4 separate regions of the Homo sapiens genome follow, and regions 1, 2 and 4 are each linked to region 3. The links are chromatin contacts, found by Hi-C or POLR2A ChIA-PET in ENCODE. All regions are on one chromosome and are shown on one strand. Each heading gives the region's core, a stretch centred on a gene start or an enhancer-like site at or near the end of the contact. The rest is flanking DNA. Distances are from core to core; before and after follow the strand shown. Region 1 holds the start of TPTEP2-CSNK1E (TPTEP2-CSNK1E readthrough). Region 2 holds the start of APOBEC3G (apolipoprotein B mRNA editing enzyme catalytic subunit 3G). Region 3 holds the start of SUN2 (Sad1 and UNC84 domain containing 2). Region 4 holds the start of APOBEC3D (apolipoprotein B mRNA editing enzyme catalytic subunit 3D).

What was found. A loop is a pair of places that touch in the nucleus more often than their neighbours do. ChIA-PET counts read pairs that join two places held with the same protein, here RNA polymerase II (POLR2A). Pooled maps may share reads with other maps.
Region 1: a pooled map shows a loop between it and region 3 (9-fold over the local background). The contact joins the promoter of TPTEP2-CSNK1E here to the promoter of SUN2 in region 3. A Hi-C loop is called at or near these places in 3 of 37 single-sample maps with no recorded cell type and 7 of 50 pooled maps. POLR2A ChIA-PET finds 5 or more read pairs at or near these places in 1 of 52 experiments (activated T-cell).
Region 2: a loop to region 3 is called in a pooled map, with 5 times the contacts of the local background. The contact joins the promoter of APOBEC3G here to the promoter of SUN2 in region 3. A Hi-C loop is called at or near these places in 4 of 37 single-sample maps with no recorded cell type and 3 of 50 pooled maps. POLR2A ChIA-PET finds 5 or more read pairs at or near these places in 5 of 52 experiments (H1, PC-9, WTC11 and 2 more).
Region 4: a pooled map shows a loop between it and region 3 (4-fold over the local background). The contact joins the promoter of APOBEC3D here to the promoter of SUN2 in region 3. A Hi-C loop is called at or near these places in 3 of 37 single-sample maps with no recorded cell type and 4 of 50 pooled maps. POLR2A ChIA-PET finds 5 or more read pairs at or near these places in 3 of 52 experiments (Panc1, WTC11 and activated CD8-positive, alpha-beta memory T cell).

The regions. Positions count from the first base shown.
Region 1 is chr22:38,397,498-38,400,197 of GRCh38, reverse strand. It overlaps TPTEP2-CSNK1E (TPTEP2-CSNK1E readthrough), which reads left to right and starts at 1,283. Exons shown (of 15, transcript NM_001289912.2): 1 at 1,283-1,760. It also overlaps the pseudogene TPTEP2. RefSeq lists a silencer at 1,226-1,505 and an enhancer at 1,771-2,554.
Region 2 is chr22:39,076,025-39,078,724 of GRCh38, reverse strand. It overlaps APOBEC3G (apolipoprotein B mRNA editing enzyme catalytic subunit 3G), which reads right to left and starts at 1,450. Exons shown (of 8, transcript NM_021822.4): 1 at 1,347-1,450. The coding sequence starts at 1,363. RefSeq lists enhancers at 1,557-1,636, 1,647-1,696.
Region 3 is chr22:38,754,691-38,757,390 of GRCh38, reverse strand. It overlaps SUN2 (Sad1 and UNC84 domain containing 2), which reads left to right and starts at 1,393. Exons shown (of 18, transcript NM_015374.3): 1 at 1,393-1,628. RefSeq lists enhancers at 112-251, 2,510-2,579 and silencers at 1,010-1,559, 1,670-2,019.
Region 4 is chr22:39,019,734-39,022,433 of GRCh38, reverse strand. It overlaps APOBEC3D (apolipoprotein B mRNA editing enzyme catalytic subunit 3D), which reads right to left and starts at 1,307. Exons shown (of 7, transcript NM_152426.4): 1 at 898-1,307. The coding sequence starts at 914. It overlaps APOBEC3C (apolipoprotein B mRNA editing enzyme catalytic subunit 3C), which reads right to left. Exons shown (of 4, transcript NM_014508.3): 4 at 2,082-2,700. RefSeq lists enhancers at 26-865, 866-1,704, 1,444-1,953, 1,705-2,545.

The DNA of each region.
Region 1 (2,700 bases), core at 34-2,533, 360 kb after region 3:
AATTCACCCAATTTAGTTTTTTAGTGCTGGCCTAAGAATCTACCGGCACTGCTAATTAATTGTGAGTAATTGATTGGCTTCCTTTTTAAAAAAGACTAACCAGACCATATGGGGGGTTAGTAGTTATATATAAAATGACAGCAAAACATGACACTTGGCAAATTCTTCCCCTTTGCTGAGCTGTCTTCTCAAATTCCTTTTCCTATTTATTAAGATTGCATTGCTCACCAGCTCCGGATCGTTTCTGTAGTGCGTTCTTTCTTTTGATTTAGGAAATAGATATTTTAAATGCTTTTCTTGATGTGTTTTAAAGTTTTTTCATTTTGGATATGCCGAAGGCCAGTAAAAAAACAAATATTTGGCTATTTTGTTGGTAGCGACTTGCATAGATCCATTTCACATTTGCATTAGTTTGCATTTTGGGGTAGAAAAATTGTGGATATGTTTGTTATGTCTGTGGTTCCTCGAGGCTTACTTAAAATGGGGAAATATCACAGGCCTTAGGAATCAGGATTTTTTTTGTCCTTTTTTTCAGTAAGAAAAAAAAAACAGTTGGGAAACGATTTAAATGAGTTGTGCGTAGGGAGGAGGGGAAAGGGTAGCGGTTTTTTGTTTTTTTTTGTCCCCGGTTTCCTCCAAATGGATTTCTATCAAAACCAAGTAGATTCTTGGAACCTAGTCTAAGTTTAGAAATCTCAAGTTAGAATAGCGCAAGCCCAGTCCTTTCAGAAAAAAAAAAATCAGAACAATTAAATAGCTTTCTGAAGATACTCATTTAAAAACTTTATCTTCTCGACCTTCCTCACGCTTGAAGAAAATCTGAGGTGTTTTTCGCGCACAGCTGCCTTCTAACCCGCGAGCAACGGCGTTAAGGTTTTGTTTGTAATTCGGGGTGACCCAGGAGTTCGGGCCGCGGGCCCCTCCCCTCGCCCGGGCACACCTTGCAGAGGAGGGGGCGGCGGGGACGGGACCCGGGTCTGCGCCTGCGCACACCCTCGCGGCCCCCCCCGCCCCCCCCGCCGGGTACCTGTCACGGCTACCGCCGCGGCGCTCGCCCGCCACGTTAAATCGGATGGCGGGAGTAGGGGTATGGGGCGGGGGGCGCGGGGAGGGTGGCACGGCGCGTGCGTGCGCGGGAGTCGCCGAGCGATAACTGGGAGTGCGCGCGCTCGCCGCTCGCTCGCGTCCCGGAGGCGGAGTCTGTGGCGGGGGGCGGAGCGGGGGCGGGCCTATGCTAGTCACGTGGGCGCGGGGGCGGGGTGGGGCGGGGCGGGGCGTCTCCGAGCGGCGGGCCGAGGGAGGGCGCAGCAGCTGCTCCCTGAACACTTTCTGACCCAACAGTCCCCCAGCGCCGGACGCGCCGCGCCCTGGCGGCTCTAGGGACCCCCCCCGCGCCTGCACTTAGCCCCGCGCCCGAGGTGAGCCCGGCCCCTAAATCCTCCGGGCGGGGGTGGGGGTGCGGGACGCTCCTTTTTTGTTGGGGGTCTTGGAGGCGCGAAGGCACTAGGCGCCTCGGCAGATGGCTGCACCCCTCGCTTGCGGCTCCCCGTGTCTTTTGGGGGGCCGGGTGCGGGCGCGGAATCCGGGAGGTGTCCGCACAAAAGGCCGAGAAAACTGCGCGAGGCCTCCCTCCCTCCGCCCTCCCCGCCCCCTCCCCTCCGCGCCCGCTCCTCCTCTTTCAAACCCGGCCGGCCCGAGTGGAGTCAGCTCAGTCCCGGCAGCCGCCGCGCGAGGAAATGGCCGAGGGGCCGGAGCCACAGGTAAAGGGGGGCGCCCCCCGCCCGCGCCAGCCGGGGCGCCCGCCTGGTCCTGCGGAGGCTCCCGCGCCGCCCCCGAGGCGCCCGGCTCTCGTTGTCTTGTCCCCCCCCAGGATGACCTCAGTTCCCCGTCTCAGCTTTCTAGCTGCTCTTTCTAGGGCGCCCCCTCCCCAGCCGGCTCCTGCGCTTCCGCTGGCGGGAAGGTGCGGGCGATCCCGGGCTGCATCCGCTCTTGGCCGTCACACTCACGCCGCACGATTCAGAAGGGCTTGGGGTGCGGGGTTCCCTGAATCTCCGCCGGGAGCGGGGGTCCGGGGGTCTGCGGGGGTGGGCGGTGGGGGGCTGTTCCGAAAAGTTGGGTCGCCCCGCGGGGCGGGTCTCCCAATTTGCCCAGTCGGCCCTTGGGGCGCGGGCGGAGGGGGGACGTTGGCGTAGGGTCCCCCGCGATACCCCGGGAAGGGCCGGGGGAAGTTGGAAATGGCCAAAACAATGCGTCGGGACAGGCTTCCCCCGTAAACAATGGCCGGGACGGTCCACACGGGCCAGGCGGAGGGCGCGTCTAAGGGACCGCGGGAGGGGCTGGGCCTCTCCGCGGACCCCGAGGTGCGCCGGGTGACTCCCTCGGGTGCCCAAAAATCTGTCCCCGGGAGTCCTGGGGCGCCTGCTTATCCCTGAGCAGGGATGCACGGGGCTGCGTTTCCTGGATGTGTGCGATAAGGTGGCTTTTTTTTCCCTCCTCTAATTTTAAAGATTTTTCTTAAGTCTTAATGTTCTATAAACACTTAAAGAATATCTTTACAACTCAATTGTAGTGGAACACCCAAAGGCAGCTGGAAGCAGAACTGGGAACTCTAAAGGGCAGGAAGGATTGAAATGCTAGCCCAAAAGTGCTGCTGCTTTTTTTTTTTTTCTTTTCTTTTTTTAAAGGGAAGTTTCTGCCAGG
Region 2 (2,700 bases), core at 201-2,700, 320 kb before region 3:
AAAAGAGAGAGAGAGACAGAATAAAACTCTTCACCCCAAAATAACAGCTTTTAACCTTTCAGCTCAGTTCCTTCCTGACATTTCACCTCTGTATATTATTATTGTTAAATCATGGTAGAACCGAATTCTGAGGCCCAGGCCAGTCTTCTAAGTGCTGCGCGGGGGTGAGCTCATGTGAGGCTGCCCTAGGCTGGCAGGGGCCATTCCCGTCTTACAGAGGAGGGGCCAGACGCGCAGAGAGGCGGGGTAACCTGCCCAGGCCACAGAGCTGGGGACAAATGGAGTGGGGGCCCCTTTCCAGGCCAGCCCTGTCCAGTCTCTGTATCACTGGCCCTGCAGGAGGCAGCCATTGGGGACCGGGCTCTCTTCTTACTAAATTTTAAAATAACAACATTCCTCCTGATCATTGAGTTTTTTTCCCATATATTCCATGTTTTTTCTTTTGTTTTTGTTTTTTTTTCTTTCAAGACGAAGTTTTGCTCTTGTTGCCCAGGCTGGAGTGCAATGGGGCGACCTCAGCTCACTGCAAACTCCGCCTCCTGGGTTCAATGGATTCTCCTGTCTCAGACTCCCAAGTAGCTGCGATTACAGGCGCCCGCCACCACACCCAGCTAATTTTGCATTTTTAGTAGAGACAGGGTTTATCCATGCTGGTCAGGCTGGTCTTGAACTCCTGACCGCAGGCGATCCGCCCACCTCAGCCTCCCAAAGTGCTGGGATGACAGGTGTGAGCCACCGCACCCGGCCACTATATTCCATGTTACTGGTGTCATTTATAAACAGTGAATGCTGATAGTGGAGGAGGAGCGTGTGTTTGGGGTCATCTGCATCCTCCTCTGCCCACAGTGGAGACATCCTTGGAAGACATGATTTATCCTGTGCTTCAGAGACCATTCCCTCCCCACACCCTCTCCTAAGACTTGGTATTTAAGCAAAGTAAATCTTACAGAAAATCCATCAAAGCCCTGTGAACAAAATTCCACCTTGCTCTACTCATCCTTTGGTTCAATTCTCCCAGTTCCAGAGTTCAGGAATGGCGGGAAGCACACAGAGGGAGCACCCTCCCAGGGCCGGGAGCACCACCCCAGCCATGACTTTCAGGGGAGAGTCTCAGCAGGGGACCTGGGCTGGGACAGATGGGGGAGGCGGCCCATTCAGAAGCAGCAGTGGGGCGACAACACAGCAGGGCAAGGAGCCTGGCTGGGAGTAGGGGGTGCAGGGGAGTCAGAGGGGAGGGAGCCCAGGGCTGGGGCTGGGGCAGGGGAAGGCCAGGGCTGACGCCCAGCAGAGCCACCAGGCAAGAAGGGGCAGCAGAGGGGCCCAGTGGGTAGAGCGGGCAGCGGTACCTGAAGTGAGGCTTCATCCTTGGCCGGCTAGTCCCGACTAAGATCTTTGTCTGGAGCACCAGGGTTTCACTTTCTGCTCCAAGCTTCTGGTTTTAGGACAGCCCTCCCTAAAGTGACCTCCCAGGGCCTCGTAGTCATGGCCCCTCCCGCTTCCTGCTCAGGCGCTGGTGTAGGAGGCCCTGGGACGCTTTATCTTCCTCAGTCTCTCACCCTCTTTCTGGTTTTCTCTGGGGCCCTCCCCCTGGCAGAGGGACCTCTGATAAAGACAGGCCGCTCTGTGCGGCAGGACCCAAGGCAATTGCAAAGGGAAAGAGAAAGTCATTGCAGCCAGCGCCCGGGAGGTGGGTCCACACCAGGCTGAGCCAGCAGAGCACAAGCCCCTCCCCTGGTGGTCCCGCCCAGCTGGAGCCTCCTCTCCACCATCAAGACAGACAGGCTGATGCCTCCGCAGGGACTCCCGGATCCTGCCCTCGGGGATCATCCCAGAGACGGCCCCCACCCAGCGGCCATGGGGACAGGGAGGGAGAGTAAATGGCCAGGCGTCTGCCTCCCCCCAGGCCGTCACCCTCGGAGGCCACCGTGGGAGGGAGGGACAGCAGGTGGGTGTGGGCCTCAGATGTCCCACCGGGATGCCATGCGCGCCCCCACACTGAGCTCTTTCCTTCCTGCTTCTCCTTCTTCCCCATCTCCTGCCCGGAGATCCTCCGTGGTGGGCTGAACTTTTGCCCTCTCTTGTCCCCATGTTATGGAAGGGCAGCGGCTGGTGTCCCAGGCCAGCCTGTCTGGAGCCTCCCTGCGCGTCTCACAGCTCCCTTCCCCTGGTAGCGTGTTCCCATGGCGTGGTGACCTACAAATTACACAAGGGATGCATTTGCAAATGACACTTTATTTCTTGTTAAGGGTGACAGCCTGCAAGGTAGCCATCCAGCAGCCTGGGAAGAGCAGCCTCTGGTTAACACCAGAGACAGACATTTAGAAGCAGGAGGGGTTGGGGCAGGAGCTTTATGCTGAAGGGGTTAGCTAAACATACATATTGAACAGGCTACAGGAGGAGCTATGAATATTCATGTGGGTGGCTGCACTCCATGCTTATTGAACAAACATGCGTGTAACATATGATCCCAGGCGGGCACAGTGGCTCACACCTGTAATCCCAGCATTTTGGGAGGCCGAGGCAGGTGGATCATCTGAGGTCAGTGTCAGGCCGCTGAGCCAGAGCTAAGCCATTGTGACCCCTGTGAACTGCACATATACATCCAGATGGCCTGCAGCAGCCAAGAAGTCTGGAACAGCCAAAAAAACACAAAAGAAGTGAAACAGCCAGTTTCTCCCTTAACTGATTAACCAACCTTAA
Region 3 (2,700 bases), core at 144-2,643:
CCCTTCCCCTACCTGGATGCTGCCCCTACGTCTGATTTGAATTCTCCTTTCATTGCTCCATCCAGCAGACACTCAGACCAGAGCCAGGCTCGGTACCAGGCTCTGGAGAGCTTGTCCATGTCCTCAAAGAGCTTGCAGTCTAAACCTAGGAGTGATAATGGCCAGCACCGTGGTCTCCAGGAGGGTGGAAGAGCAGGAGACTCTTCTCTTTCCAGAGCAGGCAATGGAGGCCCAGGAAAGGGGACTGTTCTTGTCTGGAGTTGGGCTGAAGCCGCTTTAGCATGAGGGTTTTGCCTTTCCTCAATCCTCCGACCCCACAGCCTTCCTGTTCCTGCCTCGGTGATTTTGTCATTCTTGTCTCGTTTCCTCTTGGTACTTTAAAAGTAAAATAACGACTGTTCATCTGCCCTTAGAAGGGCTGGCACAGAAAGAGATTCATCCCAAGCTGTGCACCTGCTCTATCTGTACAGTTGGCGGATGGGGAGCCAAGGAACAGGACCCCCGGAGTCAGGCAGCATTTTACTCAAACGCTGAGCACTCGTTCCAAGTCTGAGTAAGGTAGAAGAATGAGTGGCCAGCCCTGCCTTCCCACAGCTCAAGTGCAGCAAGCACCGTCCTTAAAACAGAAGAGCTGGCCGGGCGCGGTGGCTCATACCTGTAATCCTAGTACTTTGGGAAGCCGAGGCGGGAGAATCACTGGAGCTCAGGAGTTCGTGACCAGCCTAGGCAAACATAGTGAGATCTCGTCTCTATTTAAATAAAATAGAAAATCTGTTTAAAACAAACAAAAAATAGAAGAGCTGTCGTGAAACTTGGGTGCTCTGGGTAAAGCTTGGGAAGAGGCAGGGCCTCCCAGCATGTCTGGAATCCCCAAATTAGCAACCTGTTTCCTTGTCTGAAAAATGGGTGTAGAAATGGCCGGCTAAGAGGACAACGGCACTGGTGCCGGGTGTTGAGCAAGCCCTCGACAGCCTCACCGAGAGTGCACCAAGGGCCACCCGCGCGCTGCCGCTCCCAGGGCTCCCACCCTCCCCTCGGACGCCGGCCTGGTGAACCAGGCTGCAGGCGCGCGTGGGAGCGCTCAGAGCTGTCTCAGGTGTTCTGAGCCGCCAGATCGGGAGTCCAGTGCCCTGCTGAGCCCGAGCCCCAGCACAGGCTCCCGTCGCGTCCTCCCGCAGCCCGGGGTCCCCGCCCGCCCAGCGCCTCCCACGCGCGGACTCCTAGGCTGAGCGCGCAGGGCAGCGGGGCCCACGCGAGGGCGGGGCGAGCCGGGGCTTTGTGTTCAAACCGGCCAATGGGTGGCGGCGGTGGGCGGTGACGGCCGGCGGGGCCTGACCAATGGGCTGCGGCCTGTCAGCGTTGACTGACAGGCGCACACATACAGAGTCGGCCACACGCGCGCCGCCCGGCCCCACTCGCGCAGCGCGGGCCTCCGCCGGCCGCATTGTCCGCCCGCCCGCCTTGTCCCGCGTCGCCGCTCTTCGCGTGCCCGCGCGCCCCGGGCCCGGCCGCTGTGTCGCCCTGAGCGGAGCGCCGCCCGCGGGATCCCCACGCGGAAAGGGGGCGCGCCCCGGCGGCGGCCTGGCCTCGGACGCCCCCGGCCGGGCTAGAAGCCGCCGCGGCAGCAGGTGAGTGCGGGCGAGCTCAGGAGAGGGTTGGGGGGCCGCGGCCCGGCCTGACCCCGGGTCACCGTCGGGCCACTCGGGCGGGGCCGCGCCGCCAGGCCTGCTTCCTCCTCTCCGGGACGTGCTGGGCCGGATCCAGCCTCCACCCGGGTCCGCGGCCCGCGCCCTGACTCACCTCCTGGCCCCCGCCCCGCCTGCCGCGCCACTGGTCAGCCGGGAGGGCGGTGTCTGCGGGCGGGACTTCCCGGGCAGCCTCCCGGGAGGAGGAGGGCAAAGGCCGACTGCCCCAACCCGGCCCCGGGCAGCGCCTACGGGTTTTGTGCCAGACAGGCCGTTTCCAGGGACAGGCAGTTCCCAGCCTCTGCCTGTCAGAACTCAGGGCCTCAGAGGAAGGCCCGTTTTGTTCAGTTCTAAAACAAAACAAAACAAAGCAATGGGGGGCGCGGTGTGACTTAGAGAGCCAGGAGGCGCGCCTTTGGTGACAATTTCTGCAGGTTTGGCCTGTGGGAATGAGGGCAGAGGGAGTTAGCACCGGGCGTTTGGCAGGTCCCACAAGGGCGTGTGGCCTGGCTGTGCCCAGGGAGTGGAAATGTCACGAGGAAGATGCCCCAGATCTGGTTTAAGTCTGAAGATGGATGGAGATGTTTGTGATGGGGAAGGGCGGAATTGAGAAAGGAAGTCGCCCAGCTGAGAAGTGGGGAAGGATGCTTTCCGATGAGCGTTTCCTAACTGATTGTTAGGGAGGAGGTGGGGCGGGGGTGGTGTCTATTATGATTCGCAGTAGTAGATTTCAGCTCCCAGAGGCTCACTTCTTGTTTTGGAGAATGGGGCCTCGACCTTTTTCATCTTGTGAAACCCAGACTCAATGGTAAACTGTTTTGTGATGCCAGGATGCCGCAGGAAAGACTGAGAGGCATCTCTGGGAGTTCTGGGAGGGCGGAGGCGGGTGCTGACAGTTTTCAGCACTCCCCGCTCAACCTCCATCAGAATATTTAGTTCTTCCCAGCGGCAGCTTGGGTATGGTATAAACATGTTGCCTTGTTTCTGCCCTGGGCAAAGGTGTCACCTCCTTCAG
Region 4 (2,700 bases), core at 58-2,557, 270 kb before region 3:
TATTTTAAAATCATGGTAGAACCGAATTCTGAGGCCCAGGCCTCTCTTCTAAGTGCTGCGTGGGGGTGGGCTCATGTGAGGCTGCCCTAGGCCTGCAGGGACCATTCCCATCTTACAGAGGAGGGGTCAGAGGCACAGAGAGGTGGGGTAACCTGCCCAGGCCACAGAGCTGGGGACAGTTGGAGCAGGGGCCCCTTTCCAGGCCAGCCCTGTGCAGCCTCTGCATCACGGGCCCTGCAGGAGAAAGCTGTTGGGGACTGGGCTCTCTTTTCACTAAATTTAAAATAAGAGCATTTCTCCTGATCATCGCGTTCTTTCTCACATTCCATGTTACTGGTCATGTTCTAAAAGATGAAGAGTGACCTTGGAGTGGAACCTGTCTGGGGACATCTGCTGACTGTGGAGTCATCCTTGGACGATGTGATTTATCTTGTGCTTCAGAGACCATTCCCTCCCCACACCCTCTCCTAAGACTTTGTATTTAAACAAAGTAAATCTTACAGAAAGTTCATCAAAGCACTGAGAACAAAATGCCTGATTGCCCCAGTCATCCTTTGGTTCAATTCTCCCAGTTCCTGAGCTCAGGAATGGTGGGAAGCACACAGAGGGAGCACCCTCTCAGGGCAGGGAGCACCGGCCTGGCCATGACTTTCAGGGAAGAGTCTCAGGAGGGGGCCTGGACTGTGGCAGGTGGGGAAGGTGGCCCATTCAGAAGCAGCAGTGGGGCGACCACACAGCAGGGCAAGGAGTCTGGCTGGGAGTGGGGGCGGCAGGGAAGCCAGAGGGAAGGAAGTCCAGGGCTGGGGCTGGGGCAGGGGGAGGCCAGGGCTGAGGCCCAGCAGGACCACCAGAAGGAAGGGGCCGGAGGGGCCCTGCGGACATAGTGGGCAGCGGTACCTGATCTGTGGATTCATGTTCAGCCTCTTAGATACGCTTGTCCCAGTCTCCCTCTTTTTTTGAAGTGCTGTGGTTTCACTTCCTGCTTGCGGCTCCTTGCAGTTGGACAGCCCTCCTTAAAGTGACCTCCCGGCCGGGCACGGTGGCTCACGCCTGTAATCCCAGCACTTTGGGAGGCCGAGGCGGGCGGATCACGAGGTCAGGAGTTCGAGACCAGCCTGACCAACATGGAGAAACCCCGTCTCTACTAAAAATACAAAAATTAGCCAGGTGTGGTGACGTGCGCCTGTAATCCCAGCTACTCTGGAGGCTGAGGCAGGAGAATCACTTGAACCTGGGAAGCGGAGGTTGCAGTGAGCCAAGTTCCTGCCACTGCACTCCAGCCTGGGTGAGAGAGCGAGGCTTCCTCTCAAAAAAAAAAAAAAAAAAAGTGACCTCCCAGGGCCTCGTAGTCATGGCCCCTCCCCCTTCCTGCTCAGGCGCTGGTGTAGGAGGCCCTGGGACGCTTTATCTTCCTCAGTCTCTCACCCTCTTTCTGGTTTTCTCTGGGGCCCTCCCCCTGGCAGAGGGACCTCTGATAAAGACAGGCCGCTCTGTGCGGCAGGACCCAAGGCAATTGCAAAGGGAAAGAGAAAGTCATTGCAGCCAGCGCCCGGGAGGTGGGTCCACACCAGGCTGAGCCAGCAGAGCACAAGCCCCTCCCCTGGTGGTCCCGCCCAGCTGGAGCCGCCACTCCACCATCAAGACAGACAGGCTGATGCCTCTGCAGGGACTCCCGGATCCTGCCCTCGGGGATCATCCCAGAGACGGCCCCCACCCAGCGGCCATGGGGACAGGGAGGGAGAGTAAAGGGCCAGGCGTCTGCCTCCCCCCAGGCCTTCACCCTCGGTGGCCACCGTGGGAGGGAGGGACAGCAGGTGGGTGTGGGCCTCAGATGTCCCACCGGGATGCCATGCGCGCCCCCACACTGAGCTCTTTCCTTCCTGCTTCTCCTTCTTCCCCATCTCCTGCCCGAAGATCCTCCGTGTTGGGCTGAACTTTTGCCCTCTCTTGTCCCCATGTTATGGAAGGGCAGCGGCTGGTGTCCCAGGCCAGCCTGTCTGGAGCCTCCCTGCGCGTCTCACAGCTCCCTTCCCATGGTAGCGTGTTCCCATGGCGCGGTGACCTACAAATTACACAAGGGATGCATTTGCAAAGGACACTTTATTTCTTGTTAAGGGTGACAGCCTGCAAGGTAGCCATCCAGCAGCCTGGGAAGAGCAGCCTCTGGTTAACACCAGAGACAGACATTTAGGAGCAGGAGGGGTTTGGGCAGGAGCTTTATGCTGAAGAGGTTGGCTAAACATACATATTCAACAGGCTACAGGAGGAGCTATGAATATTCATGTAGGTGGTTGCAGTCCATGCTTATTGAACAAACATGTGTGGAACATATGATCCCAGCCGGGCATAGTGGCTGATGCCTGTAATCCCAGCACTTGGAGAGGCTGAGACAGGCGGATCACCTGAGGTCAGGAGTTCGAGACCAGTCTGGCCAACATGGTGAGACCCCATCTCTACTAAAACTACAAAATTAACCAGGTGTGGTGATGCATGCCTTTTACTCGGGAGGCTGAAGCAGAAGAATCGCTTAAACTCGGGAGGCGGAGGTTGCAGTGAGTCCAGATTGTGCCATTGCATTCCAGCCTGGACAAGAGGAGCAACACTCTGTCTCAAAAAAAAAAAAAAAAAAAAAAAAGATGATATTTGGAGGCAGAGAGATCCCAGAGGTGCGTGTGCATAGAGGAAAGGCCACAGAGGACA